Regions from separate parts of the Mus musculus genome. Here regions 1, 3, 4 and 5 are each linked to region 2. The links are chromatin loops, found by intact Hi-C in ENCODE. Cell type or tissue: left cerebral cortex. All regions are shown on one strand. Each heading gives the region's core, and the rest is flanking DNA. Links, peaks and the distances in the headings are about the cores only. Region 1 holds the start of Traf2 (TNF receptor-associated factor 2). Region 2 holds the start of Abca2 (ATP-binding cassette, sub-family A (ABC1), member 2). Region 3 holds the start of C8g (complement component 8, gamma polypeptide). Region 4 has its middle 5.1 kb from the start of Gm35287. Region 5 overlaps Sapcd2 (suppressor APC domain containing 2).

The links. Hi-C counts contacts between places; a loop is a spot of excess contacts. Peaks named below come from ENCODE experiments on the same cell type or tissue, not always from the same donor. Only the 100,000 strongest peaks of a DNase experiment are listed, where the experiment ranks them.
Region 1: it touches region 2 in a loop (2.6-fold over the local background); 14 of 42 quality-filtered maps call a loop at or near these places.
Region 3: a loop joins it to region 2, with 3 times the contacts of the local background. A loop is called at or near these places in 8 of 42 quality-filtered maps.
Region 4: a loop joins it to region 2, with 2.1 times the contacts of the local background. A loop is called at or near these places in 29 of 42 quality-filtered maps.
Region 5: it touches region 2 in a loop (6-fold over the local background); 8 of 42 quality-filtered maps call a loop at or near these places.

What each region holds. Positions count from the first base shown.
Region 1 is chr2:25,544,589-25,550,453 of GRCm38, forward strand. Traf2 (TNF receptor-associated factor 2) reads right to left here and starts at 2,352. Exons shown (of 11, transcript NM_009422.3): 1 at 2,274-2,352. It overlaps Gm35476 (a long non-coding RNA gene), which reads right to left. Exons shown (of 4, transcript XR_866044.3): 3 at 5,016-5,865; 4 at 3,337-3,477. In left cerebral cortex, for the core only: no CTCF peak of the experiment used is centred there; DNase peaks (open chromatin) are centred at 2,443 and 4,789; H3K4me3 peaks cover 1,560 bases; H3K27ac peaks cover 568 bases.
Region 2 is chr2:25,425,957-25,431,881 of GRCm38, forward strand. Fut7 (fucosyltransferase 7) reads left to right here. Exons shown (of 4, transcript NM_001289453.1): 4 at 1-418. Abca2 (ATP-binding cassette, sub-family A (ABC1), member 2) reads left to right here and starts at 2,643. Exons shown (of 49, transcript NM_001368624.1): 1 at 2,643-2,879. The coding sequence starts at 2,814. In left cerebral cortex, for the core only: CTCF peaks have their summits at 1,162 and 2,580 (motif pointing left); DNase peaks (open chromatin) are centred at 1,151, 2,606, 3,663, 3,981 and 2 more places; H3K4me3 peaks cover 2,322 bases; H3K27ac peaks cover 2,896 bases.
Region 3 is chr2:25,499,154-25,505,145 of GRCm38, forward strand. C8g (complement component 8, gamma polypeptide) reads right to left here and starts at 1,353. Exons shown (of 7, transcript NM_027062.2): 1 at 941-1,353; 2 at 686-822; 3 at 436-506; 4 at 245-352. The coding sequence starts at 1,078. Fbxw5 (F-box and WD-40 domain protein 5) reads left to right here and starts at 1,597. Exons shown (of 9, transcript NM_013908.5): 1 at 1,597-1,733; 2 at 2,783-2,998; 3 at 3,248-3,405; 4 at 3,718-3,892; 5 at 3,972-4,120; 6 at 4,284-4,713; 7 at 5,027-5,174; 8 at 5,264-5,476; 9 at 5,557-5,992. The coding sequence starts at 2,806. The coding sequence ends at 5,812. In left cerebral cortex, for the core only: a CTCF peak has its summit at 3,100; DNase peaks (open chromatin) are centred at 1,600, 2,602 and 2,978; H3K4me3 peaks cover 2,050 bases; H3K27ac peaks cover 1,301 bases.
Region 4 is chr2:25,480,669-25,486,681 of GRCm38, forward strand. No RefSeq gene overlaps it. Among named protein-coding and RNA genes, the nearest start is that of Gm35287, 5.1 kb to the left of the region's middle. In left cerebral cortex, for the core only: a CTCF peak has its summit at 2,515 (motif pointing left); DNase peaks (open chromatin) are centred at 2,507 and 4,390.
Region 5 is chr2:25,373,328-25,379,340 of GRCm38, forward strand. It overlaps Sapcd2 (suppressor APC domain containing 2), which reads left to right. Exons shown (of 7, transcript NM_001081085.2): 2 at 89-190; 3 at 1,625-1,737; 4 at 2,358-2,504; 5 at 2,641-2,748; 6 at 2,837-2,947; 7 at 3,025-4,886. The coding sequence ends at 3,153. Among named protein-coding and RNA genes, the nearest start is that of Sapcd2, 4.3 kb to the left of the region's middle. In left cerebral cortex, for the core only: a CTCF peak has its summit at 3,495; DNase peaks (open chromatin) are centred at 3,508 and 5,301.

The DNA of each region.
Region 1 (5,865 bases), core at 1-5,000, 120 kb after region 2:
CACATCAATAACTAGATGGCCCAGCTGGTAATGCCATAAAGTGATAGTAGGTACACAGCACAGAATCTGTTTGTGCAACACAACTGTCCAGCCTGTCACAAACTCACCTCCTCTCACAACCCATGCCCTGTGCTCTAATTGAGCACGGCAACCCTAAGACTATGTCCAGGTTCCAAATCCTTGACTTTCTTTAGCTGAACCATCCACCAAAATTACAACCTGCCCCAAATACTAACTCCACTGCCCACCTGGGTCCCAGATCCTAGATGCAGCAGCCACCGTGTCTCCTCCTCTATGGACATGAACAGGGCGAGCACACTACAATTATGAGATGGATGTCCAGTGTGGCATCCAAGCTGTCTCCAACCCTCTATGTAAAGGGGGCAAGGCCAGTACACAGGGACAGATGTTCAGCATAAGCCTGGAAGCCGCACAGCCCATCCTTGGCATAATCTGGAGGATCTATGGACAACTCTTTCTAGATTTTTCTTTCTTCTCCAGGTCATCCTGTCCATGCCTGTAAAAGCTCCCACCCCATGAAACCCACCTGCCAAGCTACACTGACAATCCATGTAGCAACCACATGGGAAGTGGAGGCCTGACACCCCACTGTCAAGAAGGAAACCCCAAACCAACTCTCAGAAAACAGTAGTGAGAGGAGAGGCAGGAAGCATCTCCTTCTTGGAAGAAGGTTTTCTCCAAGTTGGCTGCTGCCATGTCCTCTGTGCTGTCCAGCCTGCTGCTACTTCATGGGTGCAGGAGGAACCACAGCAGGGATTCCCAGAGAGCTCTGACTGGAAGTGCTCAGTGTGCTGCAGCCCAGGAGCCAGTGAGACTAGGTTATGAATGCACATGGCCCTTGCTCAGGTGTGTGGACATAGTGGAGAATCTCCTGAGGAGCCCATGGTGACTGGCAAACAGGAGAAGAGTAACAGGGTTCCAGGCAGCCTGTATTGTCAGAGAATAGTCAGTTTAGGTACGGACTAGAGGGTCCCAGGGAAAAAAACAGCCAACAGGTAAACACCTCACAGACCTGCTAGGCAGGCAAGGAGCCACCAGTTCAGACCAGAGACACAACTGCTGACAGCACTCAGCCTTCCAGATGTACACACAAGGCTTGATAAAAAACAACCCTTCCTTCAGCTTTTAAAACTCAAGTATTTATAAATCCATCATTAAGTATTCAGCAATAAAGTTAATTTTTAAGACTTAAACATCAATTTGAGATTGCTTGGGGTCTCCACCTGATAACAGTTAACTTTGGGTCACTAAATACCACCTTTCTCAGTCAGTTACGCAGGCAGGAAGGGGCCGTGGTGGCAAGGTCAACTGTGACTTCTCTGGGGGACTGGTAGCCAAGCTAGTGAGTTGCACACAAGACAATGATGACATTGCATTGTGTCCACGGAGCTGAAAGTTTGTTTCTCCGATTTTGGGGCCCGCTGGGAGTACGTCTGTGAGTTCTAATCAATCTCATGTCCTTTCCACCTACTCAGGGCTTCAAGTCCATCATGTGGAATATACACTAGGTCCAACCTCCATTAGGCAGGCGTCAGGAGGTTAAGGGCCCTGGGATCAGTCTCCACACCCTGACACATATGCATCTATCCCATCAACATAGTTTCCAGGGCGGTGGTGGCGCAGGCCCTTTAATCCCAGCACTCAGTAGTTCGAGGCCAGACTACTTTACAAAAAGCAAGATAGTTTCCAGAGAAACAGAGGTTCTGAGGGGCAGAAAGGTGAGATCTGAAAAAATAAAGGAGGACAGGGAAGGTAAACCACCAACAGGGAAGAGGCCTTATGGGGGAGGTGGTGTCCGTGATTTGTGTAGCCGGGTGTCAGAAAAGGCGACGTAAATTTGGCAGACCAAATTTGACTGCCCCATCCAAAAAGCATAAGTGGGTGGGAGGTGAGCGGTAAAAGTGGCCTGGGAGACCAGGTATTCGCTCAAGGCCAGTAAGGGCAAGTGGGGCTCGTGGGTCCCTCGGGCGCGATGCCGGACCGAGATCTGGGGCAGGGACCGTACTGCTGTAACCCCGAGCCACCGCGGTAGGCGCGCAGCCAAGCACCGCTGCGGACGTCGCGAACTTTTCCGGCCCCCCTCCCGCGACTTTCAGTTTCCGGCTCCGCGGCTCCGAAAAGTCTACCCACCCACCTCACCCAGACAGCGGCGGCCCCGCATCTGACCCCCAACCGCCACTCCCACCCCGCGCCTGACCCCAGCCCGGCCGCCGCTGAGAGTAGACCCCCCGCTTAGATCCGCGCCGCCTCACCCAACGGTCTTCGCGCGCCCGGAACTCAGCGCTCGCCGGGAAACACCCCCGCTGCCGCGGCCCGCCCCGTCTGACGGACAGACGCACGCGCCTACCAGGAGCTCACAGGGAGCAGCAGCGGCCGTCGATTTGTCAAATAGGCCGCCTTGACTCTGCCCGCTGACAGACGGAAGCAGGAACCTACCAGGAACGAGCACGGAACCGCAGAGAGCGGTGATTAGTCAGAGCGGCGCAGGGGGTGGGGGCTAAGCCGGTTTCTCCGGTTCCTAGCAAGGTTGTTGAGGAAGCTGCCTTGAGCCTCTCTTCGTGGACGTCAGTCACTTGCAGTCACTTGCCACCAAATGTAACTCGAGTTCGAGCCCTGGGTCCACATCGTGGAAAGAGAGCAGGGGTTTATGCATTATTTAGTCATACACACAAATAGACGAATAAGTGTAATTTAAAAGTTTAAAGAGTTAACATTTCAATGAATATTTGCGAACAAAGAAGTGTAGACAAAAGGGTATACTGTGGAACAAACTGACATACTACAGCTTCCGCGACGAGATTTTTTTCCATCTGTTGTGGGAGAGGTTGCAAGGATGAAAGGCAGGTACAAGGGGAGGGGGAGATGGGTGGGATGGGGTGCATGATGTGAAATGCACAATGAACCAATAAAAAGGTTTTTAAAAAAGTTTGAAGGATTCATCAAGAGCACCTTCAACCACATGAACAGGGAAATGTCCCCCAAGAAAGCTTATGTTTGGAGACTTGAGTCTACGTCAACATGTAGATTTGTACACCTCTGACAATTGTCTATTCTCATCTCTGCAGTCCTGTTAAAAAGGTATTTTAAAAAAATTATAAGTATGTATGTCTGTGCACATGAGTGAAGTATCCAGGGATTCCATACAAAGAGGCCATTGTATCCCTTAGAGCAAAAGTTATAGGCTCAGGGCTGAAGAGATGGTTTAGTGGCTAAGAGTACCGACAGCTCTTCCAGAGGTCCTGAGTTCAATTCCCAGTAACTACATGATGGCTCACAACCATCTGTAATGGGATCGGATGCCCTCTTCTGATGTGTGTCTGAAGACAGCTACAGTGTACTCATAAAATAAATAAATAAATCTTAAAAAAAAAAAAAAAGTTACAGGCTCTTGTGAGCTGGGACCCAAACCAAACTTCAGAACTCTGAGAGAGCTCTTAACTCCTGAGTCATCTCTTCCTGCAAAAAAGAAAAAAAATATATATATATGCTGACACATATCTCTATATATCTCTAGACATCACACACACACACACACACACACACACACACACACACACACGCTACACACATAACCACATATAAACAACACCATACACATATATGTATATACACACAAAGTATTTAGAGCTCACCATCAGGGGTGTCCAACCCACAGCATGTATCCCAGGATAGCATCCCAACATTTGTAGCTGTTATATCACAGTGTGGAAGGATGGACACCTCTGCACTCTACCCTCTGTGTCTTGCCTGCATTCATTCTGTAACTGACTTTAAGAGATACTTATGCTCTTCTCTTTGGCAACCAGTCTCTTGAAACAATGTACCCCAGGAAATTTAATTATTCTCCAGGAGTCTCAGAAGGAGAAAGAAGGCTGAAGCCTGGGGCCAACCGAGGAAGAAACTTGTCTCCTGGGAAGAGATGTGCAGCTTCAGGCCATCTTGCAGGCTAGCCGAGCTCAGACAATGATGGGTCAGTGATGGACAGGACCACACCTTGACCCAGCCTACTTAGTGATGCATACCTCCAGCCTCTACTTGAAGTTAATTACTTCATCCAGGAGCTGGAAGGTAGATATGGTGAAGGCTGTGTCATTGAATCTCTTTGTTTTTCTTTCTAGTATGGATACATTGAATAGATCTTTTCTGCTTTTCACTGGTAAAGTTCACCTCTGATTAGCTTATTGAGGACAAATGATTGAGCAGGGCTTGTTCGGGATGCCAAAACAGGCTCTGACCCTAATAACTCTGGTAGCAGTTTAATGAAGATTGCAAGGATTCTGGGAGCCGAGGGAGTCCAAGTGAGATCCTGCAGCTATGAAAACTGTTCTGGGACAAGAGCTGCTTGCAGCAGGCACTGCTGATCCAACCACATTGACTGCACACCCTTGCTCCTGTGGAAGTTGGAATTCCCCTAACTGAATCAGGAATCCCACCCATAGGACAGCAAAGTTGTCCTCTTCTGCTGAAGTTCAGGCAACTGCTGGGTCACGTAGCTTCCTGGAGCCTTTGGGGCTTATTCACGGTAGTGAGTCCACACCTGTGGAGCCTTCTTTACCAGTGGGAGGAGGTGTTTCCTGAGAGCCCCGAGGAGCCTGAGAAGCTAGCCTGAACGTAAGCTCATTCGCTGAGAGCATCTGCTCCCTCAGGGCAAAATGCAGGTGTGCTCCATGCTCCAGACCTTCCCTCACCCACATCCACCAAAGATCTCATTGGCAACTGTGCCCACAGACCTTAAAGGCAACAGAGCCAGAGACCATCGTTGCCATAACAACCTTAACCATAGCCTACCAGTACAACACCTGCTGCCACAAAAATGTCACTTTAGACTTTTCTACTTGGAGATTTTATGTGCACTCTTTGGGGGAGGGGATGAGAGGGGCTGGTCTGTAGAGTGTGTACCAGAATTAGACCAGATCAAGAGAATGGGAGGTGCTCTCACTGCCCCACCCACCAGTACAGAATTGGGTGACATCCTGGGGACTCATTTCACTCACTGGCTGGGAAATGGGTGAGTCACTGTGATTGTTGGGGATTCCCATGTGGGTTTCTTCCTGCTAAAAAGAAAGCAAAAGTTACTCAGCAAGACAGCCACTGAGGGCGAGGCAGAGGTTGGGGTGTCCCTTGGGCAGACTCAGGAGGACCCACACAGCACCTGCTCACTCCCTGAGAACTAGCGTCAGCCAAGAACCACTGACAGCAGGACCTGGAGGCATGTGACTGTACCCAGGTGCCAGGGTACTAAAGAGAAAGCTGCTGTCTTAGGTCACAATGTTGTGAGCTGAGGGCCTGTGGGCTTGACTATAAATCAAAGCCGATGTAATGGACACCAGCTGCCTTGACTTGGCCAAGACCAGGACACTAGGCAGCTTCCCACTGGTTCTGAGGAGTCAGCTTCCAGTGTGACCCTCCTCCCACCCCTGTCCGAAGGCTTCTCGAAGCAAACTGTGGCCCTTTGGGCAACGTGGTTCCCTGCTGTCTTTCTCTTTGCTGTTCTTGCCTCTTTGGTGTGGCTTGTGCACTGGGGTGCCTGGTTCTGATTGCTCACTCGGACCTCCAGGCTGAGCTGTCCCTTTAGGACCCCTCACCTCACTTCAGATAGTCTGCCTTTTGGGACAGAGCCCAGTTTGTGCCAGGGACAGGAGGCGGAAAGGCTGACATGGTCCCTCACAGTATCCTGCACAGGGGATGCTCCTCTGGTGTTGACAGTGGTCCCAGAGGTGCCGTGTCCACTCACCTCAAGAGTTTACTCTTGTGTTCCCTTTCCTCGGGCATCTAAAGTCCAGCCCCATGCTTGCTTCCGAGAGAAGACAGTTTCCACACTTACTCTGCAGTCAGCTGGCTAGA
Region 2 (5,925 bases), core at 20-5,019:
GCTGGGCATCCAGGCTTTTGGTCACCATGGCACTACCCCAAGGCTTTTCCTGTTCAGTGAGCAGGAATTCAGGATATAAGGAGAAAACTGGGCTGAGATGCCCTGGTGGGCTTTAGAGTAGGGGCCCAGGATAAGAGACAATGAATTAATGAGGAGCATATGGGGAAGGTGGCTGAGGGTCCCTGACTTACCTTGACCCATGGCTGAAGGCTCCATGCCCATGGCTGGAGCTGGGACCCTACACTTCTATAGTCAAGGTGCTTAGCCTCAAGGTTGCAGATGCACCCTCTAGTACTCTGGGTGCAGACTGTACACTGGGCGCAGGGGGTTGTGGAAGGACAGTGCAGATGATTCTGGGCTTTTGACACCACAGTTCCCCCAGGGAAAGAGGCACTACTAATAAAAACACTGACAGAAATCTCCTGGTCAAGTCTGTTAGGCAGCAGAGCTCACCAGCCAGCTTCCTCTGCTCAATTCCCTCCGGCAGCCATTATTGGGTTTCTCGTTTCTGTCTGAGAGCCTTGCTTGAGTGGTACCTTACCAGGAACTCAAAGCCCACGGCAGGTACAGACCTGAGAACTGAGGTCAGACACAGCTGTGGCTGAGGTGCCACATGTCATAGGTCTCAGTGGGAGGTGTGTCCTGTGTGATGGGGTGTGATGTATCCGTTAGGGCTTTCACTGAAGAGCCTGCTGCAGGTGCCCACTGTGTTGGACTGGGTGGGCCAGGAGGAGATGAGAGGTGAGGCTATGAGTGTATGACAGATTGAGCTCCTGGGATGGGCTGGGGCTTGGGTTTGTCCGGGGATGGGGTGGCAGTACAGGCAGGAAGCTGCCCTCCCCCTGTGGTTTGTGGGAAAGGCCTAACCATGGCTTCCTGCCCTAATCTAGCCTCATGGGCTAACTGGAGAGAAGGAGCCTGAGCCTGGGGCTGGGTGGAGTCTCGTGTCCTCTCCCACCAGCCCAGGAGAGGAGCTGGGAAGTGTCAGGAAGCTTTAGCCCTCGATGACGGTTTGCATTCACTTTAAGAGCAAACTGCATGTCCCAGGCTGAATACCACACAGCCTCCCCCTCCTATTCATAGGCCGGGGAAACCCAAACTGGCCTGCAGTCTTCAGACACAGTCCTCAGGACCACAGCTAGTGGCTCTCTGCTGCCCCCTGCCTGCCATATTGGAGAAAATAGTCCTGTGACAGTATCAATAGGCCCACATTCAAACACTTCTAAGGACCCACCAAAGGCCAGGCTCTAAGAGCAGAAAGATGCTAGGCTTACATGAATATGGAGTAGGTGGGGAGGTGGGTGGTGTTGGGGTAGCAAGTAAACCTCTTATATAAGGGACAACCTGTCTTCTCAGTCACCCCTGCTTTCCAGCCCCTTTTGTGCAGTCTGGCTAGAGCAGGGAGGCCTGATCTGGTAGTCACAATGGATGACTGTGGTAAATTTTCACAGTTGTGATGTCTCAGCATCATTTTGAATATAAACCTAACTTTCTCAGGTCAGAATTAGGGCTCTCTGACCTGTAGCAGTTTCCGGTTATGCACACCCAGCCCTTCACGTGGTGTGTCTAGCTCTTCATACCTGGTAAGCATTTCTGCTGCCCTGCCCGCTGGGCATCTGCCTCACCTGCATGGAAATCGCAGGTGGACTGCAGTGACCCCAGGCATATGCACCTTACGTGTTCTAAATTCAGTTAAAACTATGTAAGAAATGTGTTTGGATGATACCCTGGACCTCAAAACAGCTGTCTCCACCTGCAGAGAGAGAGAGAGAGAGAGAGAGAGAGAGAGAGAGAGAGTATTTTGGACAGGGTCTCATGTTGCGCAGGCTAGCTTTGAATTCTCTATATAACCAAGGATGACCTTGAATACTTCATCCCTTCTGCCTCTGCCTTTTTGATGCTGGGATTACACGTGCGTGGTTGCTCTCTATTATTTATTTTATTGAGATATGGTCTCTCTATGTAGACCAGTGTGGACTTGAACTCACAAAGATCTGCTTTTCTCTGCCTCCCTGAGCTGAGCGCTGGGTTAAAGGTAAATCTGCCATGACCTGCTGTTGCTCTGCATTTTGATAATCTAGGTAAACGCCATTTCATCAGCAGGTGGTGGCTCGTCTATGAGGAACACAGAATGCTTTTGTGAAGGTGGTCGAACTACCGCAGTCCCTCTCATCAGGCTCCTCTTTAAAATATCTAAGTCACATCGTGTTGTTGCACCTCAAGCCGCGATGGGATTCTCCTAACGGACCAATGTCTCTCCTCTAAATGAGTGACTGACCCTGCTTCCTGTCTCTACAAGTGAGGAGGGTCAATCTAATGGTGACCAAGCCTCCTTCAGTTTTCCAAACAGGACAGTAAACACCTTGGGTACCCCTCTGCGTAAATCTCTCAATTGGAGACTCATATTTGGAATCTCCTGGGAGAAGCATAGGGTACCTGCGTTCTCCCTAGACCTCGGAAAGGTGCGAGCCGGGATCTTGGTTTAGATGGGGGCTGTGAGGGATCTTGGAAACACTGCATTATGGGTCCAGTGAGCAGCGAGGCCTAGTGCTGTGCGCAGGTGCAGGCGGGCGCGGGCGCCCCCTGGCGGCTACCCGGGCGCAGAGACGCCTTTAAGTGGGGGCGACGGGCGCGGGCGCGACGAGTCTCTGTAGCTGCGGCCGCCGGGGCGGAGCCTGCGAGCAGCAGGTCCTGGACTCTCGAGCGCCCCGCCCCCGCGCGGGCGATGCCGAGCGGCGCGGCCGGCAGCGGGGCCCGGCGGGGCGCGCAGAGGACAGGGCCGCGGCGCTGAAGCGGCGGAGCGCGGCCCGGCCATGGGCTTCCTGCACCAGCTGCAGCTGCTGCTCTGGAAGAACGTGACGCTGAAGCGCCGGAGCCCGGTGAGCGAGCCGCGCCCGCCCTTAGGGGCTCGCAGGCCGCGCGCCCAATTTGCCGGTGCGCTCTCCGCGTGCACGTGCAGTGTCCAGGCGCGCGCAGACCCCGGGAGGGCGCCACCGGAGACCCTGTTCGGGGCCGGACGATTCCGCGGGCTTCCGGGCCTCCGGCAGTGGGTTCGGCTGTGCCCTGGTCCGCTGACACTCGCAGCGCACGGCTGAGTCACGGGCCGGCGCCCTCCGCAGCGCTTTCTGGCAGGCTGGGGTGGGGGCAGGTGGTCCCTGGACTTCAGCTAGAGCTAGGTGCAGGTTCCTGGTCCAGAGCGCTAGCTGGGACACACCATTCAGCTTAGGGACTCAGAGCCCTGGTCCCATCATCTCTGGGGCCCCCATAGGAACCTGTCTTTTCATTCCCTTTACTGGTACTCTGCCCTTGGGCAAGCACCTTAGGCTGAAGCTGGTACCAAACAGCCTTCGCCGCCGCTGCTACCGCCCTCCTCCTCTTCCTCCTCCTCCTCCTCTTCCTCCACCACTACCACCACCACCACCACCACCACCTTCTCCTCCCTTCATCTCCTTTCCTAACCCATCCTGGCAAGTCACAACCCTTACTCCTGCTTTCTCATCCCTGGGAATGTCCTTGTTGTGTGGACTCAACCTGTTAAATCCCAGCACCCTTTGGGGCCAGTTTCTCCTGAGGCTGCTCCTCTGATTTCTCCTGCCTTGGGCCTCTCTTGGGGCTGGGTTCTGCTGAGCTTCTTAGTACCTGTCTAGGCCAGGCAGGGTATAAAGAGTGTTGGGGTACGAGTCCTGTGTGAGGAGCAGGATGCCAGGCACGGATGGCGTTTGCAGTGTTGGTTTTCATCCCAGTCCCTGGAAGAGCAAGGGCATCCAGAGAGTCCTGGGCCAGCAAGAGTGTCCGAGGGCCCTTGGGATTTTCCAGGATGGAGACAAGAGAGTGCAGGACCTAAAAGAAGGGCCTTAACCAGCTCATACCCAGGGACCCCTTGGGCAGCAACACTCCACCTATGTTCTTTGAGTACTTTAGATTCATAATAAGAAACTCTGGTCTGTAGGCAGGGTGGGTAGCAGTCATCACCACAGCCTGGCAGAATTCCCGTGGGCACCTGGCCCTGGCTGATTGCCAGGACTGGGTACATTCTCTGTTCTGGTTGGCTGGTGTGGGGTCTGAAGGGGCAGCCCTGTGACTATAGCTTTTGAGTCCCTGGGAAGAAGGGACACAGAGTGTATGTAGGCATGCCTTAGTGCTAGCTAGCCCAAAGTTGCTTATCAGGAACACCCCTCAGGGCTTGGGAATAGAGGCCACAACATAGTTCCTGCCACAGCAAGTTGGGAGAAGAGTCCAGCTGTGTGACAGTCAGTTGGAGGTGCCCGTTGCCTTTTCCCTAGGACTGACCCCTGCCTGTTATGTGGATCTGTTGGGTTTTCCTGAATTCGCATGCTTCAACATTCCCAGAGACCAATTAGACCACAGAGGAGATCCATAACCTATGGCTGAGCTACCAGCAGTGGCTGTCTTCTTCCAGGAAGACAGTTTTTGCTGGTGTCAGGGGTGTGCCCATGCAAAGCTTGTGATCTGGAGGGGACCTCAGGACTTCTGCCCTGCTTGCTTCCTTCGCTCAAGTACTACCCTGCCTTGTTGTAGGGACATGGGTAGTACATGGGACATGGGTCCACCCTGGCACCCTTAGGAGGATCACCAGTATAGAGTAGTTGTGGTGGAAGCTAACATCACACGTGGGTATCACCTGCTACCCTCCCCATCCCCCATCACAGCGAGCACAAGGCTGCTCAGGCCCAGGGTGAGCATGGAGATATTGGGGCAGTGTGGAAGCACGGGACTTGTCTTGAGAGACAGAATCCCTAGGTCACTTGCGGTCACCTAGGTAAGACAGGTAGCGCTGGACCTGTGCTGTGAGCCTGTAACCAGATGCCCCTCTGTTGCCCTCCGCCTCCCAGCTAGGACTCTTTCTCCCAGCAGCTCATGCGCAGCCGTTGCTATAGTGATAGGGGAGCCAGCCTGGCCTGCGCTGCAGTTACTCGGGCAGAGGTGCCCAGGGCAGGGCAGATGTGCCTGTGGTCGGGTAAGTGTGGGTAGGGCTGTCTCTTGAGCTGTGACCCCTGCTACTCTGTATGCGTGAGACACCGTGTCCTGCAGCCCTGGGTGTACATACCACCTCCTCAACTGGCCCTGGACTCCATCCTGGCTGGAGAGGAGGTGGAGGCTGGCACAGGCTGAGGCGGGTGAGGGTATAGACAACACAGCAGGGTGTTCTGATCACAGAGAGCTATTGTCAGCACAGTGGGCACAACCAGGGACAAGCTGGGCACGGACCCACACCACTCCTGGGAGGGGCTTCAGAGTCTGCTTCAGATGGTGACGAGGGTGAAGGAGACCTGAGGCGGAAGAGCCATGGAGGAGGACGGCTTCTGCAGGGCTGACCCTCTCTTTCCTGGGATCTTAGAGGCAGGAGCTCCCAGTCTATTTCCTGGACTTCCTCCCTGAGCTGAGGTGGGGGCAGGAATTGGTAAAGCCCCTTTTTCTCCACATGGTATGGGAGGTGAGTCTGGCCTCCCTTGGCAGCCTGGCCCTGGGAGGTTAGGGCAGGACAAAAGGCTTCTTGCCACAAGGACTATGTTAGCCAGAGGCTCAGTGCCCTGGTCACCTGCTGGGCCTTGCTTATACCAGGCCTCACCTCTCTGAGTCAGCACAGAGTTACAAGGCTGCTGCGGCAGAGGAGGTGAGAGATGGCGTAGGGGCTCCAGGCACAAAGAGGCCACATGTGGCCAAGATTGTACCCGTTTGTCCTATTGGTTGGGTCAATGAATGGGTCACGGTTGACAACAAACTGGCTGACTTTTGACCTCTTCAGAGAGTAGGCGGTCCATGCTTTGACAGGCACAACCTAGGGGCCCCATTTAGTGGTACCACATAGCACTCACCGTCTTGGTATACTGGGAGGGACTACAATCTTGGGTGGACCTGAGAAACCTGTGCTGACCCTTCATGGCCACTGGGTGCTTGTGGGTA
Region 3 (5,992 bases), core at 1-5,000, 73 kb after region 2:
AGGGAACCCAGGACACACAGCCAGGTCAGCTGTGTGTCCCTGCCCCATCCAGTTCCCACCCCATCCCATGTGTAGCTGTTCATCAAGGGTGCCTACTGCCAAGAGTATGGGGATAGAAAAGGAATGAGAAGGGGTGTGTGTCCATCTGGGGACGCCCTGTCCATCAAGGTGGACCTGGAGGATGCAGAGCACAGGTCATGTGTGAAAAGCACAGGCCATGTATGATCACAGGACTAGTCCGCACCGTATAGTTTCACAGACAGCTTCCTTCCCTGTTCCAGGTACAGGATGGCAAAGCTCTGATAGTCAGTCTCAGCAACCACCATATGCACTGGTCCACGGGCCCGTGAGACTGCGGCAGAACCACAACAGCACATCAGTCCTTTCCCCTCTGCCTCCAGCCCAGAGCCCTCTCCCTTGATGCCCCTGCCTCACCTTGGAACAAGAAGCGGCCAGGGACCCCTGTGTTCTCAAAGAGTTGGCGTACCTGCCAACATATCCCATCTCTGGGGAGGGGAAGAAGGTATGTCATAAGAGGAGGCACCCAGACTCTAGGAACCCCAACCCAGGAGAGGCCATATGGGATAGCTATCTAGGCCACAGAAGAGCTAGAGATGAGGTTTAGAGTCAGGAGGGCAGAGTAAGATGGGCTCAGGGGCTGGGATGAAGTCCTGCTGGGACTCACAGCTTTCGGAAGGTGCTGACAGCCATAGCTGCACCCTGGGGAGCTGCGTGCAATGTGGTGGCCTCAGCTCGGTGTCCCTGCTCCTGAAGAAAGCGGCACGAAGAGCCCACAGCCACCAGGAGCCATGTCCCTGCAAACTGGAAGTTGACTATGAGTGCTCAGGACTGGGGAAATGGGGCACCCTGGACCAATCCCGCCAAGCTAGGCAGGTTCTTATTGCTCTTTTACCTACCCCCACTCACTCCCAGATTTTACCTTCTGAGCACTGAAATTGACCTGGGCCTGGATAGTGCTGATGGGGGAGGTAGACCCAATAGGCTTTCGAGTCCTTTGGCCCAGCGAACTGGCTGTCAAGAGCAGGGTGAAGAACAACACAGCCCCTGGAGACAGCATGGCCAACCTGCTACGGACAGTAGGTGACAGGACAGCGAGGTGGAGGGGTGCACTGTCCTAGGTCAGAGTCCACTGTCCAGTGCCACAGGAAGCACAGTCCAGGAAGTCCACATCTGTCTTCCGATTACTGAACCCCTAACCCAAGCCAGGGTCCATCCTAGAACCTAGCCTTGATAGGAGCTGGGCATTGTGTCCCAAGTGCAAAGTTAAGAGTTGACCTCTGCACCCCTATTTCCACTTGTGGTCAGTGCTCAACCCTATGCATGCAATAACTGTCTTTAACTCCACAACCAACAAGAACGTGCTCATAAAGTCACTTGTTCAAAGCCCAGCAGCAGAGAGAGCAGAGGCAGAGTCTCGAACCGGCCCAGCTGAGCCTGGCTCAATCCTCCGTCCTTTAGGGTAGCCAGGAGTGAGTACTGTTCTGTGAGTCAGAACGCTCGGAAAGTAAGAGTTTGCGCAGGCGCATAAGAAACGCTGGCTGCTAGTCGGAGCCTGAGGCGCAGGCGCAAGACGGGGAAGGGGGGGGGGGGGGAACGGTCCATCGATGCCTCGGGGCTCTCAGCGTCGAGCCTGGCGCCTCCATAAAGACGTGGAGGTGGAGACTAGAGCGGCGGCGGAAGCCGGGCGCAGCGCAGCGGGCAGAGGCACCGCGGTGAGTCCCGGCTTTGGCCCCGCCGTGCTCACTCACCTGTGTCATCTGCCCTGTCCCCAGTCACCAGCCTTGTGCCCCATTACTCCCAGTCCTGCATTCACCAGCCTTCTGCCACCTTCGGTGTCCCTTGTCCCCGATCGTGGCCTTCGTTTATTTTCTCGGGCCTGGTCCCGGTCATGGGCCTCGCTCTGCCTTGTCCTACTTTAACTGGCTTTTGTCACCTTCACGGGCTTTGTTCACTGTCACCATATTTTTTTCCTGCAATGTCTACACTTGTACAGCCTTTGGTGGCCTTATCTGGCCAGTGATGGCCTTGGCAGGTTGACGTCGTCCCAATCCACCCTCCGGTGTTCAGTGGGTGAATGAAGGAGCTGCTGCCCACTCTAGCTAAGCAGCAAAGCGTGGTCCCTGATGTCTCCTCTGACATTCAGAAACCCCAATCACTCTTAACCACCCTCCTGGCCAGGCTGTCTCCTGAGTCCAGAACGACATATGCCACTGGCTAGCAGGAACCCCTTCTCAGAAGAAAGTCAGCCTTGGCCTGAAGTCCTATAGCAGCAAGGTCAAAGACAGGGTGGGCTGCTAAACCTTGGACCTGCCAGTTTGAGCAGCCCAGACCTGTTTGCTTGTCTTGTGCTCACCTGCCTCCCTGTGCCCTGTAGCATTGGGGAAGGCATCAAAGGCCCCCACCTGGAAAGTGGGGCTGCCCCCCACTTCGCAGGTTCTACCTGGCCTAGTAGTACTCAGGGGCTTGCTGTCTGGTCCAGCAAGTCCTTTGGTGTCCTGGAGAATGTAAGGTGGTGCAACGTTACTGCCTGGGTCCTTCAAGAAGTGTTGGGTCTGTGGTGGGGCAGTGCTACTTGTACACACAAAGAGAGATGCACACATCCCTCCCCTCCCCCCGCACATGCTCAGTGCAGTGGAATTCTCCGGTGGGCAGTTGGTGGGGCTAGCTAGGACTGCCATGTCTGGAACCCCAGACTATCAGTCTCTCCCTGGGGTTGGCGATGAGGAGGCTTGGGTTCAGAGCCGCCACTGGTGGGTTTCAGGACCGTCTGGGCAGAATGTCACGATGGATGAGGGGGGCCTGCCCCTGCTCCCCGACAGCCTTGTCTACCAGATCTTCCTGAGTTTGGGCCCTGCAGATGTGCTGGCTGCTGGGCTGGTATGCCGCCAATGGCAGGCTGTGTCCCGGGATGAGTTCTTATGGAAGGAGCAATTCTACCGCTACTACCAGGTGGCTCGAGATGTGCCCCGCCACCCAGGTCAGTACACACACCCCTAAACCTGCTGGCTCAGGGCAGGGGCTCATGGCCCAAGGACACACGGGCCATATTGGGGAAGAGGGAGTCTCTGTGAGCAGAAGGGTGCCCCCTGTGGCTGAGACCTAATTAGTGAGTCGTGAGTTCCAGAGTCCCTACAAAACATCTCCCAGTAGCCATGCTGTCTGTCGGCTCTCAATCTTGACTAGTGAGGGAGCCTTGCATGCAGGAGTGACACTATATTGCCCACAGCGGCCACATCCTGGTATGAGGAGTTCCGGCGGCTCTATGACATGGTACCCTGTGTGGAGGTGCAGACACTGAAGGAGCACACTGACCAGGTCCTGCACCTCAGCTTCTCCCACTCGGGGTACCAGTTTGCCTCCTGCTCCAAGGACTGCACGGTGAAGGTGAGGGTGCCTCTCCCATGCAGCAGAACTCAGTGGGAAGAGAAGCCAATGGTGAGAGAAGCAGAGAGGGCCACATAGTGCCTGGAGGCCTGCTCTGGACCACACAAGACCCAAAGCTTAGAACAGCTCTAATCTCTAGCTCCCAGGGTCAGCCCTCTACATTGGTACGATGTCATAAGAGTGGGTGGTAAAGACCTAGGCCAAGGTTCTTGCCCCATGAGGACCCAGAACCCTCAATGGAGAAGAGTCAGGATTTGCTGTGCTGCCAGAGTGAACTGGCCTGGTAATTACCCTGCAGCCTTTCTGGAACAGATCTGGAACAACGACCTGACCATCTCACTGCTGCACAGTGCAGATATGAGGCCATACAACTGGAGTTACACCCAGTTTTCCCAGTTCAACCAGGATGACTCACTGCTGCTGGCCTCAGGGGTGTTCCTGGGGCCACATAACTCCTCCTCAGGCGAGATAGCTGTCATCAGCTTAGGTAAGTGTGGGCATTGGGTTGGGCTACCTGTCCCATTGTGCCCTGCCAGCAGTCTGCCCAGCTGTGGCCTTCCCCCCAGACTCCTTCGCCCTGCTGTCCCGTGTGCGAAACAAGCCCTATGATGTGTTTGGCTGCTGGCTCACAGAAACCAGCCTCATTTCGGGGAACCTGCACCGCATTGGAGATATCACCTCCTGCTCAGTGCTGTGGCTCAACAATGCCTTCCAGGTTCAGACCGGGACAGGGACAGGCTGGGCAGACAAGTGGGGTAGGGCAGGGAAATAGAGAAGAAGGCATGGGCAGGGCTGGGCATGGAAGGGCAGATGCAGAGCCCAGGGTAGGCTGCTCCCCAGACATGGCCCTCTGACCAGCACCCAACTGTTATCCACAGGATGTGGAGTCAGAGAATGTCAACGTGGTAAAGCGGCTCTTTAAGATCCAGAACCTCAATGCCAGCACCATCCGCACAGTGATGGTGGCTGACTGTAGCCGCTTTGATAGCCCGGACCTCCTGCTGGATGCTAGCGACCAGGCTGGGCTCCCCTGCCGAGTCTTTGACCTAGGTGGGGACACTGAAGAAGAGGCCACTGACCCAGGTTTGCACACTTCTGGTTCTGACCACGTCAAGAAAGGTTTACGGCGTGTGTTTGATAGCGTCTTGGATGGACACGGACAGCTATCGGATTGTGCACTGGAGACCAAGGTGGCTGAGCTGCTGGCCCAGGGCCACACCAAGCCTCCAGAGTGCAATGACGCTGACACCAGGAATAAGTACCTCATCTTCACCACTGGCTGCCTCACGTACTCACCGCATCAGATCGGTAATGGTGGGCAGGGCAGGGCTGGGCCTGGGACGGTCACCAACCACTGTGTTGCTCCCCAGACCAGCAAGTCCATAGGCAAAGCTTGGCTCATGCATTGAGATACTGTTCTGCCTTGGCACACTTGATCCTGTGTAAGAGTGGTGAAAACCCAGGCAGGGGATTGGTCAGCAAGTGAGCGGGTGCACAATTGTGCTTAAGTCTGAGTGTAGACAGTGTTTGTGGACTCTTAGGGCTGTTCTTGGATTGGGAGTGCCCTGGTGGTAATGTCCTTGCAGGCTCTGGATGACCCCTCACCCTGGTCTCCATGCAGGCATCAAGCAGATCCTGCCACACCAGATGACAACTGCAGGGCCCGTGCTGGGCGAGGGCCGGGGCTCTGATGCCTTCTTTGATGCCCTGGACCATGTCATTGATGTGCATGGGCACATCATTGGCATGGGCCTGTCTCCTGATAACAGGTGGGCCTGGTGAGCCAGGTGGGGCACCACAGCTGGCCCTGTATCTAATAGCATGCTTGTACCTAAGATGTATGCTATCCCTTGCTCAGGTACCTGTATGTGAATAGCCGTGCCTGGCCCCCTGGCTCAGTGGTAGCCGACCCCATGCAGCCACCACCCATTGCGGAGGAGATTGACTTGCTGGTGTTTGATCTCAAGACCATGCGAGAGGTGAAGCGAGCTCTTCGAGCGCACCGTGCCTACACACCCAATGACGAGTGCTTCTTCATCTTCTTGGATGTCAGCAGGGATTTTGTGGCCAGGTGTGGGCTCAGGTGGGCTCCAGGGCTTGGGTATGGGCTTCAGCAGGTGGGTGTGGGCTCATCCAGATGCTATCCCACAGTGGGGCTGAAGATCGGCATGGCTATATCTGGGACCGCCACTACAACATCTGCCTAGCCAAGCTGCGGCATGAGGATGTGGTCAACTCCGTGGCTTTTAGCCCCCAGGAGCAGGAACTCTTGCTGACAGCCAGCGACGATGCCACTATCAAAGCCTGGCGTTCACCACGCATTGTTCGTGTTCTGCAGGCTCCACGCCCTCGCCCCCGCCCTCGCCCCCGCCCCTTCTTCTCCTGGTTTGCCAGCCATAGGCGCTGAAGGCTTCAGTGATTTGAGCCATTGGAACCTACTGGGGAAAATGGTACCCCGTGGTTCTTTATTGCACTGGGGCAGAGTAGCTCATAGCAGCAATGCCTTAGGAGGGGCAGCCTGACCCCAACACACACACACACACACACACACACAAAACCTGCTCACTTAGCCATAAGGCTTAGCACT
Region 4 (6,013 bases), core at 534-5,533, 55 kb after region 2:
GGTCTGAATAAAAATGGCCACCATAGACTCAGGAAATGGCATTATTGGGGGTATGGCCCTGTTGGAGTAGGTGTGGTCTTGTGGGAGGAAGTGTGTTGCAGGAAATGGGCTTTGAGGTTTCAGAAGCTCAAGCTGTGCCCAGTGTCACTCTCTCTTCTTGCTGCCTGCAGATCCAGATGTAGAACTCTCAGGTCCCTCTCCAGTACTATGTCTGTCTGCATGCTATCACGCTCTCTGCCTTGTTGATAATGGACTGAACCTCTGAACTGTAAGCAAGTCCCAGTTAAATGTTGTCCTTTATAAGAGTTGCTGTGGTCATGGTGTCTCTGCACAGCAGTAAAATCCTAATTAAGACAGTGAGAGCATCTACCAATCTACAAAGATTCCCTCATCAGGAGGCAGAGGTAGGTGGAGCTCTGTGAGCTGAAGACAAGCCTGGTCTAGGTAGTGGGTTCCAGGTTTGCCCAGGCTGTGGAGAGGACCCAGGCTTGCCCAGGCTGTGGAGATGACCCAGGCTTGCCCAGGCTGTGGAGAGGACCCAGGCTTGCCCAGGCTGTGGAGAGGACCCAGGCTTGCCCAGGCTGTGGAGAGGACTCAGTAGTCAAGAGGACTTGCTGGTCTTCCTGAGGACCTGATTTTATTCCCAGCACCATGTCAGGAGGCTCATGACCACCTGTAATTACAGAAGACTGAACAGGGCCTTTGCAGACATCCCTCCATTCCCACATACATAAATAAAAGATAGAAATAAGTAGCTTTTTAAAAGAATCCTTGGTGCCAGAGGGTAGTGGTACATGCCTTTAATCCCAGCATTTCAAGACCAGCCTGTTATACAGAGTGAGTTCCAGGACAGCCAGAGCTACACAGATACACAGAGAAACCATATCTCCAAACACACACACACACACACACACACACACACACACACAAACACACACTCATTCCTTGAGGCTGGAGAAATGACTCCAAAATTAGAGAGCACCGAATACTGCTCCAGAGGACCCCTGTTTGATTCCCAGCATCCACATGGTAGTTTACAGTGCACTGTATCTCCAGTCCCAGGGCACCCAATACCCGCTTCTGGCTTCTGAATACACCAGGCATGCAAGCAGTACACAGACAAACATGCAAGCAAAACACCTACATAACATTAACTTTAAAAAGATTCCTTCAGCTCCCTTGTGGATTCCTCCCTCCACTGCTCCTGCTGCCCTCCAAGGCACAGCAGTTGTCAGTCCCTGCAGAGCAGTTGCTCTGTCTGTAAGGGGAGCCATACTGTACACATCCTGATGGGTTGTGAGCTCAGTGAATTGTTATGGTAGCAGCTCACAGCATCTGGCGCCGTGTGGAGCCACCTTCTACCTACAGTTGGTGATTGATGGACACCGTGTTATTTTCAGTTTGGGGTCTCTCACGTACAGCTGCCAGGAACATGCAAGCACAGGTCTTTGAAGGGCCACATCTTGCTTCGCTCATTGGGAAACCCACTAGAACAGCAAAAGAGGTTGGTTGGGTCCCTGGTCCATCCGGAACCACAGGAAGGACACAACAGATCAGGTGGACATTTCCCGCTACTGTAAAAATACAGGCAGATTTGTCACAGCGTGTGAATCTCCCATCTGATGCTGACCCAGGCCCAGGTGAGGGTCAACATCATAACTGAGTCACTTCTGAGAGGTGTGAGCCTCGTGCCTATCTCACCATCCAGGTGGCCACAGCTAGTTGCAAAGAGAATAAAAACCCTGTAAGATGATACCCAGGGGCTGCCATCAGGCCAGAGCAGAGGCAGCCTGAATCCTCACCACAGCCTGACTTTGTGGGCACCCAAGTACCTTTTTCTGTTCTCGCTCCCAAAGGTAGCCACTGCTGCATCCTTGCTATCTCCCTGAACAGGCTAGTGCTTCTCCCAGTGCTCCCTTCCCAGTGTTCCCTTCCCCAGCTCAAGACAGGGTTACTTGAAGTGGCTCCTTCAGAGCCCCATGGTTTGGCATGAGCACTGGCCATATAGAAGACCCATGAAAAGCCCCCTTTAAGCCAAGGAGTAGTGGGTGTGAATCACTCTGCACACTGCAATTCTGAACTCTACCCAGGAGGCCAGGGAGAGTCCAGTTGATTCTCTGGCAGTTCCTGGTCCTGGATTCCAGGGACTTCCTATCCAACTTAAGGTCAACTCCTTGTACTTCCCAGCGTTTGCCAAGAGTATCCTGTGGCCACAAGGGTGCCATGTCATGATGGCCATGATGCCCACTGCCCTAGAAGATGAGGAGCAGAAGAAAACTCACTTTAACCGTAGACCCTTCTCCAAGGTCACTGTTAGCACCTCAACCTGCTTTTCCCTGATCCCAGGTCTAAGAAGCCTTTTCTGGGTCTGTCACAGGAGGTGGGAGGATCCAGACCTTTATGACAATTTCAGGCTTCTCTGGAGGCCCGAACCTAGTGTGAGATCCATCAATTGGAATCTCAGACCCTATGGCAGTCTGCACGCCTCTGGCGCCCCCACCTGGCTATTATCTTACTCACCTACAGAACCTATAGGTTCCTGCTGACTCTGGAAGCAACCTACTCCTAGGTCCTGACGGGGCTGCATCCTCTGCGCCAAGAACCCAGCTTCCTTCTCACCCCGCTGCCCAGCCTCTTAGCCCAATTGTCATTTTCAACTGGGAACAACGTCAAACAGTGGGCAGTGCCTCTGACCAGCTGTTTGAGTTGTTGTCATGGTGGTGACAAACCATAGATAGACAGACAGCCCTGGGGCTATACAGCTTGGGGGATCTGAAGGTCTATGGCCTCCACAAGGCCATCCTTCCTGCTCACCAGGCCTGGCTCCAGCTGAGCCTCTGGTTTCCCGAGGTTAGGCTCTGACTCTGTGACCAGGTAGTCCAGGCTCAGTCTTAAGCCCCAAGCCTGCAGAGCACAGAAGTGAGCAGGGTTGGGGGTAGATCTGCAGCACGCAGAGTCTTCCCTGACCACAGGCAAGCCCTTAGCTGAGCTGATCAAGCATGTTGGCTGATTATCACAGTCCTCAATTACTGAGCATGCCAGGGAACCAGGACCTGACACTCTACACCTACCAACCCAGGTAGTGACAGGGTAGCTCCAACCCCAGAGCTGAGAATGGACCTAAGAGCCAAGGAGAAATCCTCAACTAGGGACTTGACTTTCCTCCAGAGAGGTGTGAGGGCTGCTGCTGATGTTGCCTGTCCCATTTCCCACCCAGGAGGGTGGCTCGTCACTCAAGTAGGTCCTCTCCCTCCCTTCCAACCCTCCGCCCCACCCTGCTTTGGCCTGCTGACCCCCATGTCCTTCCAAGCCCCTCTGCTTCTCTACCCAATCCTCTGTCAGCTCCCATGCCGGCCACTTATCTGACTCCTGCTGAGGCATTAAGGGTTCTTACCAAGCCTGATGGAAAGGGCTATCCCTGTCATTGGTAGAACTTAGGGACCAACCTCCCTACTTCCTCCTCTAGTCCCCCCTCCAATGAACAGCCCAAAGGGCTAGGACTAGACCCCGACATCACCCACTTAAAGCATGGCAGGGTTGTCTCAGATCCACACAGGCCTGAGAAGTGAGGTGGTTCTATCTCCTTACTCTTCCCTATGGGCCATGAAGAGCAGAGGGACCCCTGGGTCATCCCAGCAGCAAAATCCTAACCCTGTAGGTGTCTCCAGGGAGCCTCATGCCTGTGGGGCACATGGGACTGACTCTAAGAGAACTGCAGCAGGGCAGGACCAGGGTAACATTAGGGAAAGCAGTTTCCCCTGGGGAAAGGGTAGCAATAAGACCTGGAGGCCTGGGCAAAGTGGGAGTGGGGACAACATTTGGAATGTAAGTAAATAAATATTAATAATAAAAAGGGGACTGGAGGCCTTAGGGTCCAGAAGGGAGGGTCTTTTTTTTTTTCATTTTTTTATTAGATATTTTCTTCCTTTACATTTCAAATGCTATCCTGAAAGTTCCCTATACCCTTCCCTCGCCCTGCTCCCCAACCCACCCACTCCCACTTCCTGGCCCTGGCAGTCCCCTGTACTGGGGCATATGATCTTCACAAGATCAAAGGCTTCTCCTTCCATTGATGGCTGACTAGGCCATCTTCTGCTACATATGCAACTAGAGATGCAGCTCTGGGGATTACTGGTTAGTTCATATTGTTGATCCTCCTATAGGGTTGCCGACCCCTTTAGCTCCTTGGTTACTTTCTCTAGCTCCTTCGGAGGGTCTTGAGGAAGGGCTGCTCTGTGGTATTGAGTCAGATCTTTCACACGCCCAATCTCCCGCCCAGCTGCAAACTTCCACCTCCAGGAAACTGCAGGTTCAGCTTTGGAGCCCAGCAGGCCCAGGTGGCGATGGGAGGGGCCCCTTCACAGGCCTGGTCCTCATCCAGCTGACCCAATTTCACTTCCAGCAAACTGCAGGCTCAGCTCTAGGGTCCAGCAGGCTGGTCCAGGCCCAGCAAGCCCAGGTGGTGATGGGGAGGGCTGCTCATAGGCCAAAGTAAAGAGACTTATCTGGCCACCTGGCAGGGGCTGGGTTTGTTGTCCGGGCAAAGTTAGGCAGCTATGTGTGATACAGGGTTTCCTTTTGTGGGGAGAACCTAGAAGGGAACCAACCTCATTTGGGGAGCAATGCCAAAGCCCCATTCCCACCCCACATCTAGCTGAGGGTCCCAGATGAGACTATGACGTTTCCAACCCCACCCCTCGGACCCCTCCCCCAATGCCGACCTCTGCCCTCTGGTACAGCCCAGCTCCTGCATGCACACTAAATCCTGCAGGACCTAGTCCCTGCACGCTCGCCTCTGGACATTGACCCCTGAAAGCCTGAGTGTAGGGGAGAGAAGTTCACAAACGTGCCTCGCTCCCATATTGGGAGGCCTCTGCATTTCCTGTGTCCCCATAGCCATGACTAGGAAGAGTGTGAAGGGGCAGGTGGGGAGAAGCAAGCAGGCTGAGGCAACAAAGTGGTCAAAGAGGCCTCTCTGAAATTACCCCTGCCCCTCTGCACTGCACTGCTCCTGTCTCCCAAGACTGCACAAACAAGTGCAGGGGTTCTTGATGTGACAGTCATATCTTACCGGAGGCTGCCCTGGACAGCAGAGATAGAGAGCCTGGCTGCTCTGTTTTAAGAGCAACAGTATGGTCAATCGTTGCCTTCCCACTGCTGGATCCCAAGAGCCAGCCAGTGCAGGAAGGTCCTCCCATTCCATCACCAACTCACAAGGGTTGGTTTTCTATCTGGTCAGCTAGCCTTCAGCACTCAGTACACAAGGAGTCTATCTGACTGGGGTCTTCATACTACAGAACTGGCCAGTCATTGTCACACGACTCAACTGGAGTCATTGTGTTGGCTAGAGGGACTCATCTCTCATTGCCAAGAGGAAGTGGAGTTCTGTTTCAGAGTAGAAGATGCTCACTGTGTAACTGGAGGTGCCTGGGGTACCTTTTGAACCTACTGGTGAAGGTCACAGCACACAAAACACCCAAATTTAAGGTCAGTAAAGGTAAGGTCTTCTGGAAATTATGGCCTTGTGAAGGCAGAGAGGAAGCTCAGCATGGTGCACACGCCTGCGAGACCCTGAGTTCCTGGGATCCAGTCTCACTCAGTATCACTAAAAGGAAGACGAGCAAAGTGCAGCCAGCTGAGGCCACCTCAGCCGGGCAGAGGACACGTGGAGCTAGCTTAGCGACTGGCCTGCTGCTCCTCACTGCTTCACCATGTTGATGGAACGGAAATTGGGAAGAAAAGAATATAAAAGGGACACCACAATGTCTAGAGGCTGTGTGGTTTCTGTGCTGCCGTGTGCCGTCTGCTGTACCCAGCCCCGTACACTGTCTTCTGCACGCTGATATGGACACAGGTCAAAGCAGGAGCCTCCAACTGTGTGAGAGATCGGTGTCTCTCTCTGGAGTAAAAGGTCTGTAGCGTTTCAAATGTGTGTTTCAGGCTGAGAGACACATGTAACACACACACACACACACACACACACACACACACACACACACACCTATCTCAGACT
Region 5 (6,013 bases), core at 429-5,428, 52 kb before region 2:
TGGGTCTTCATCTTCATTTCTGCGTGGCTGCTTGTGAACGTTTCTTCTTAAAAGTGCTCATGCTCTCATGCCCTAACCTGTCCTGAAGGCTCTTCTCAGTGTGACACCCTGCAGAGACAACCCGGCCTGCTTCTCCACCCAGGAGGCAGAGGAGGCAGCACAGGAGCACCTAGCACAAGTGCTGAAGAAGGTTGGGTGTATGTATGATGGTGTGTGTGTGTGTGTGTGTGTGTGTGTGTGTGTGTGTGTGTGTCCCACAGCACCTGCTGTGCTGTGCTGCTGCAGATACACTGCCAGACACAGACCAAAGTCTCTGGGGAATCCAGCAGGCTTCTCTCCCTCCTTCCGGTCTAGTTGGCTGGGACAGGAGACTGTTGAATAGCCCCCTGTCTGCCTTGAGAACAGGACCTGCATTATGCCTGAGCCTGGAGGCAGGTTCTCAGGAATCTAAGCCCCTCTTCCAACCCTGTTCCCCATTTATCCTGTGCACTGCCCTGTCAGGGCTGCCCACTCATGGCAGCTGCCAGTTCATTTTAGTACACAGAGGGACAGAGACAGAGAGAGACTGGGCTCTACTTGCGGTTCAAGCCTTGACTCCCTGTTCTTGTGGAAGGGGAAGCTTCTAGGCATAGCTGGTTATCTTGGTGGCTGTGAGTGTGAAGTCAGCCCTGGCATGGGACTGTATATAATGGACAGGGTCCGGGTTTGTCTGTGGTACAGATCTGTTTTACCTTGTGTGGCCCTGAGTCAGTTACCCCTCTGAAAGCCATGTGCTCAGGGCCCATGACTGGGCAATATTTAGCCATTGCTCTGTAAACCTAAAGCCAGGCTCTAGCTCTAACTTTTTTATAGGTCAGCCAAGGTCCAGATAAGGATGTTGGTATACTTGCTGAACCACTTTAGCTCCCTATGAGCACATATGACCTCAAATGCCCAGTTCTACGGTATATGCCTCTTTTCTGTGCAAACGTTCCAGGTCCTTCCTAGAACTCAGTGCCAGTACCTGCTCTGGCCCCACCCTCTGGAGGCAGCCTCCTTTGTAGCTCTCATTGCCTCACCCTGAACCTGCAGACCACTCAGCACAGCAGGATGGGACAGGAACTTTGGGGCCTGCTTGGAGCTAGAGTCTCTGTCTTGCACATCTGAGCCAAATATTGTATCTCTGTCACTCACTCGGATGGCTTAGCCTCGGGGGTGACCCTGATGCCACAGATAGGGTTGGAGAGCCCAAGGGAAGTTCAAAAGCTGTGGGTCACCACACCAGGGCCTATCCATTTCGTCTCTTGCCCTTCCCTCTTTGATACTCTTGATATATGTATCTGATATGTTTTGTCAGGCACTGGGTGACTCCCTGCCCCTGCTTCCTGCCTCCCCCACCCCCACCCCCAACCTCTCAGGGCAGGCAAGAGGATTCCAAGTCCTAACTAGGCACAAAGTCAACAGAGAAAGCAAAAGCACACTCAGGAATCAGTACTGACTGAGGTTCCCTGCACAGGCCTGGTCCCTGGGGTTTGTACTGTCGCAGTTAGCTGGAGGATTCTGGAAGGGCTGGGGAGCCAGGATGAGATTATGAGGCCATTAGGCTTGCCCAGAGTTAAGCTATGTCCCCGACTGTCTGTTACAGGTGCAGCAGCCTGTAAGACCCTGGGCAAGGGCACAGGTGAAGCCCGGCAGGCTCCACGGGCCCGAGGCGAGCGTCGAAGGCATACCATCACCAATGGTGTGGACTGCAGCCTGGTAAGAGGGGCCAGGACTCTGAGGGACTCTGTGTATCCAGAAGGTTGGAAACCAGGGAGATCCCATGGGCCTGGTTACTTGGGGAATCCCTGTAGGAGAACTGGTCAGCTTTTTCCCTTCTTGGGCTTAAGGGAAGACAGACAAAGTCAGGCACAGGGAGAAGAGGCTCCTTAGAGATGCCTGGAGACAGAGTGTGGGACCCTGCTCTGCCTACCAGGTAGGCTCACCTCTGCAGGCCAGCTTAGTGCACAAAGAGTATAATTACTTTAAGCTAGAGTGCTGAGTCTGTTCAGTCACTCCGCTGCCCTGGGAAGCCTCAGTAGAGGGGCTGAGAGGCCAGTCTCCAGTATCACCATCATCCAAAGAGGAGAAACTAGGCTATGTTCTCCAAGGCATACGTTGGAACCTTCCCTGGATAAGCTGGTGCTTTCCGTCGTGGGTGCATTGGCAGACTACACAGGTGCTGATGTCATTCATTGTGTCTGTGTGCTAGACTGCCTGTGGACAGGTCTCAGCTCCCACACCTGCAGCTCCTGGAGCACAAAGGTATGTGCAGGTGTGCATAGAGCCAGTCTGCTTGCTGTCATGAGTACATTTCCATGCTCACGTGTGTGTTATAGTTGAAGCAGATGAAGGAGTTAGACCAGGAACAGGAGGTGCTTCTGCAGGGCCTGGAGATGATGGCACGGGGCCGAGACTGGTACCAGCAGCAGCTGCAGCGTGTGCAGGAACGTCAGCGCCGCCTGAGCCAGAGCAGAGCTGCTGCAGTAAGTGCCAGGCCAGCCCTGACAACAGGACCCAAGTTGCCCTGGGGTGGGGCTCCCTTGAGGCTCTGAGCTGAGACTTGAGATGAACAGGTGTGCCAGGTTCCGGGACTTCCTCATGGTCCCGCTTCTTTTCCAGGACTTTGGGGCTGAAGGAAGCCCCCGCCCTCTGGGGAGGTTGCTGCCCAAAGTACAGGAGGTGGCCCGGTGCCTGGGGGAGCTGTTGACTGCAGCCTGCTCTGGCAGAGTGAGTGCTCTGGAGGCTGCCTGGCATCCCTTGTCCTTGTTCTGGATGCTATGCCAGGAAAGGTCTGGCTCACTGTGTACTTCCACAGGCTCTGCCTTCGTCCTCTTTAGGGCCCCTGGGCCCTCCCTCACCCTCAACTCCAGTCTGGCAGCAACAGACCATCCTCATGCTGAAAGAACAGAACCGGCTTCTCACTCAGGTGAGGTGTGGGAAGATGGGGCTGGGGCTGGAGGCCCAGCAAACCCTGACCGCCTGCCTGCCTGCTCGCCTGCCCAGGAGGTGACTGATAAGAGTGAGCGCATCACGCAGCTGGAGCAGGAGAAGTCTGCACTCATCAAGCAGCTGTTTGAGGCCCGAGCGCTCAGCCAGCAGGATTCGGGACCTCTGGACTCCACTTTCATCTAGTTGGTTGTACCTCTCTAGGACAAGTGCACACAGACTTAGCTTCAGCTCCATGACACTGCCGGGAGCCTGTCTTCTGACTGAAGACCACCAGGGCTTAGACCTCAGAGCCCTCAAGGAGGCAGCTGCCTCCAGACTTGGGTGCTGCTAGAAATGTACTCTGCCGGAAGCTGCCACTTGCCACTGTCAGTGGGTGGCGGAGGATCATCCTCACGTTTACCTGATTTCAGGCAGCCCCTACAGAGAAGGGGGCATGTTTACGTCTGTCCTGATCCACCTGGCAGGGTTTCCTGGGATCACTGGCTTAGTAAAAAGTACTGGTCACACTGGGCTGTATTTCTCATAATGCCCAGCAGGGGCTGCTAGTTGAGCTTAGTTCCTCTGCCCTGTCTTACCTTGGTATTACTGAGTGAGTGAGCAGATAGATTTTTGAGCTGAGGGTGGGCTAGGAGGCCCAGGAACTAGGAGGTTAGAGGTTCCTTCTGTCCACCAGAGGCACTATGGAAAGGTGGTTGTGGCTCAGATAGGAGCAGAAGGGAGACATGGAATGGGAGGAGGATGGGGCTATCTAATAGAGGGCTCTGTGCCTGTTGGAAGAGCCACAAAGTCAGGGGTTGTGTGTAACAGGCTGAGAAGGAAAATCTGGCTGCAGCTGGACCAGGCTAGTGTGGTTCCTAGAAGGAAGCCAATAACTTGGCTTACCCACCTTACCAAAACTAACTGTCTTTAAACTGTTAACTAACTGGGGAAAGATGGCATCAAGTTAGCTCAGGTTGTGGCCATCCCCCTAAGGAGGTCCTATCCCCCCAAATAGATAAGTTTGGGCCTCCCAGCCAAGTCATGCAGTGCACTGTGGGCAGAATACATCATTTATTATTATTTATTTTAAAGACAGGGTTTCTCTGTGTAGCCCTGACTGTCCTGGCACTCTCTATGTAGAGCAGGCTGGTCTCAAACTCTCAGAGATCTGCCTCTCTGGTACTGGGATTAAAGGTGTGTGCCACCACACCCAGCACGTCTGCATCTTTTAATGCCCTACTTGGCTCGGCAGTGTCATCGTTGACTTATCCATAGGAAAGCAACCCAGGCGTGTGGGAAGAAACTGAGCCTGTGGATGTGACTCTCTCCCTGCTTATGCCTCCCATTGGCAGCTTGGGTGGGCACAGATTGGATGAGGAGAACCTATTTAGCCTGTTCTGGTGGAGCACTGAGTCGTCACAGGTGAGTTCTGTGGCCTGAAGACTCCAGTGTGGAATACGAACCCATTGTGTTTGGCCAGCAAAGCGACCTGATCAAGTACAAGTTAGTCCAGCACCCAAACCATCTTTTTCAGGAACTGGAGTGGTTTCTGGGCATGGAAGAAAGCTAGTTCTAAAAGGTGGTTGTATTCTGCAAGATTAGTTTACCCAGGTGGACTTGCCATCTAGAGACAGGTTTCCATAGCAACAGGTTGGGTCTGCCCCTCCATCCCCATAGCCTCCTTTGTGTTCCTTGTTTTACCTCTGTACCCTTCCATTCCATGGCTTGCCACTCCTGTCCCTCAGGTCCTAGAGACACTTGACTAGACTCCAGACTGGGGCTGACTCTGCCTATCCCATAGAGATAGGTCTCAGCAAGGTCTAGGCCTTGCCAGGCTCTTCAGATGGCCAGGCCACCTCAGATTCACAGCTTCACGTTCTGTTCTTGGCTTTGCCCAAGATAGCTATTCTATCTACAAAATAGAATCCTTTCTCTGCACACTAGGCCCTATTTAAATTTGCTCATGTCATGTGACACAGCAGAAAAACAAAGGTGGTGGCTGGGGTGGCAGAGAGGCAGAAGGGTCTTTTGAGTTTGAGACCAGCCTAGTTGACAGAGTAAGTTCCAGGGCTGCAGGGAGAAACCCTGTCTCAAGCCCTCACATACAGTTGGGTGGGCATCTCACTCTCTGAAGTGTCTGTCACACCTTGAAGAGCTGCCTTTCCCTCCTGACATCATCACAGGGTCAGAGGTAAGAGATGGAACTGTTAACATAGCCTCTGCTCCAGGGTGACATTCCTTGGGAGACCTCTCACGTGCCAGGAGGTATATTGAAACAAGATGACACAGATGGGGATTCAGCAAACATAGCCTCACAGCCTTGATATTCCAAGGAGGTGAAAACCACATGCTCGTGCTTTCTATAACACTATCGTTTCTTGGAAGTCTGTGGCCTGTAGCCAGACTGCCTGGGAGGCCCTAGAGTCCCCAAGGGAGGATTTATTTTTATTTCCAGACACCGGGTTTCTGTGTAATCCTAGCTGTCCTGGAACTCAGTCTATAGACCAGCCTTGTCTCAGAGATCCACCTGCCTCTGCCCCCTGAGAGTAAGGATTAAGGGTTTTCGCCACCACTCTCAAGGCAGTGTTTTACGTGGTCCTGATAGGCCGAGGGGCACTGCCAGAGGCCAGTGCGGATCCTCATGGAGCCCCAGACGCAGTAGTATAGAGTAGGAAAGTCTCCTGCAGGCTCACCTGTCTTTTCGAACTGCATACTTGACCCTTGGGTGTCGGTCATGCACATAAACTCCCAGCTGTGACAACACAAACTGTCTATAGAGACATCTTTCACTGCTCTCTGGGGAAACTGCCCTGGTTGAGAGGAACACAGATACAACAAACAGGTTTCAAGCATTTTGTGTACAGTAAGTTCTAAGGAGATGAGCTTTTCTAGGCTTAAAAAACAAAACACAGGTCACAGAAGCCAACAAAAGACAAGATCTGAGCGGGGACGCTGGGGCACTAGAGTGGGCACAGTAAACAGTAACGACACTTTAGCTAAAGTGAAAAGGGATTCTTTTTTTTTTTTTTTTTTTTTTTTTTTTTGGATTTTCGAGACAGGGTTT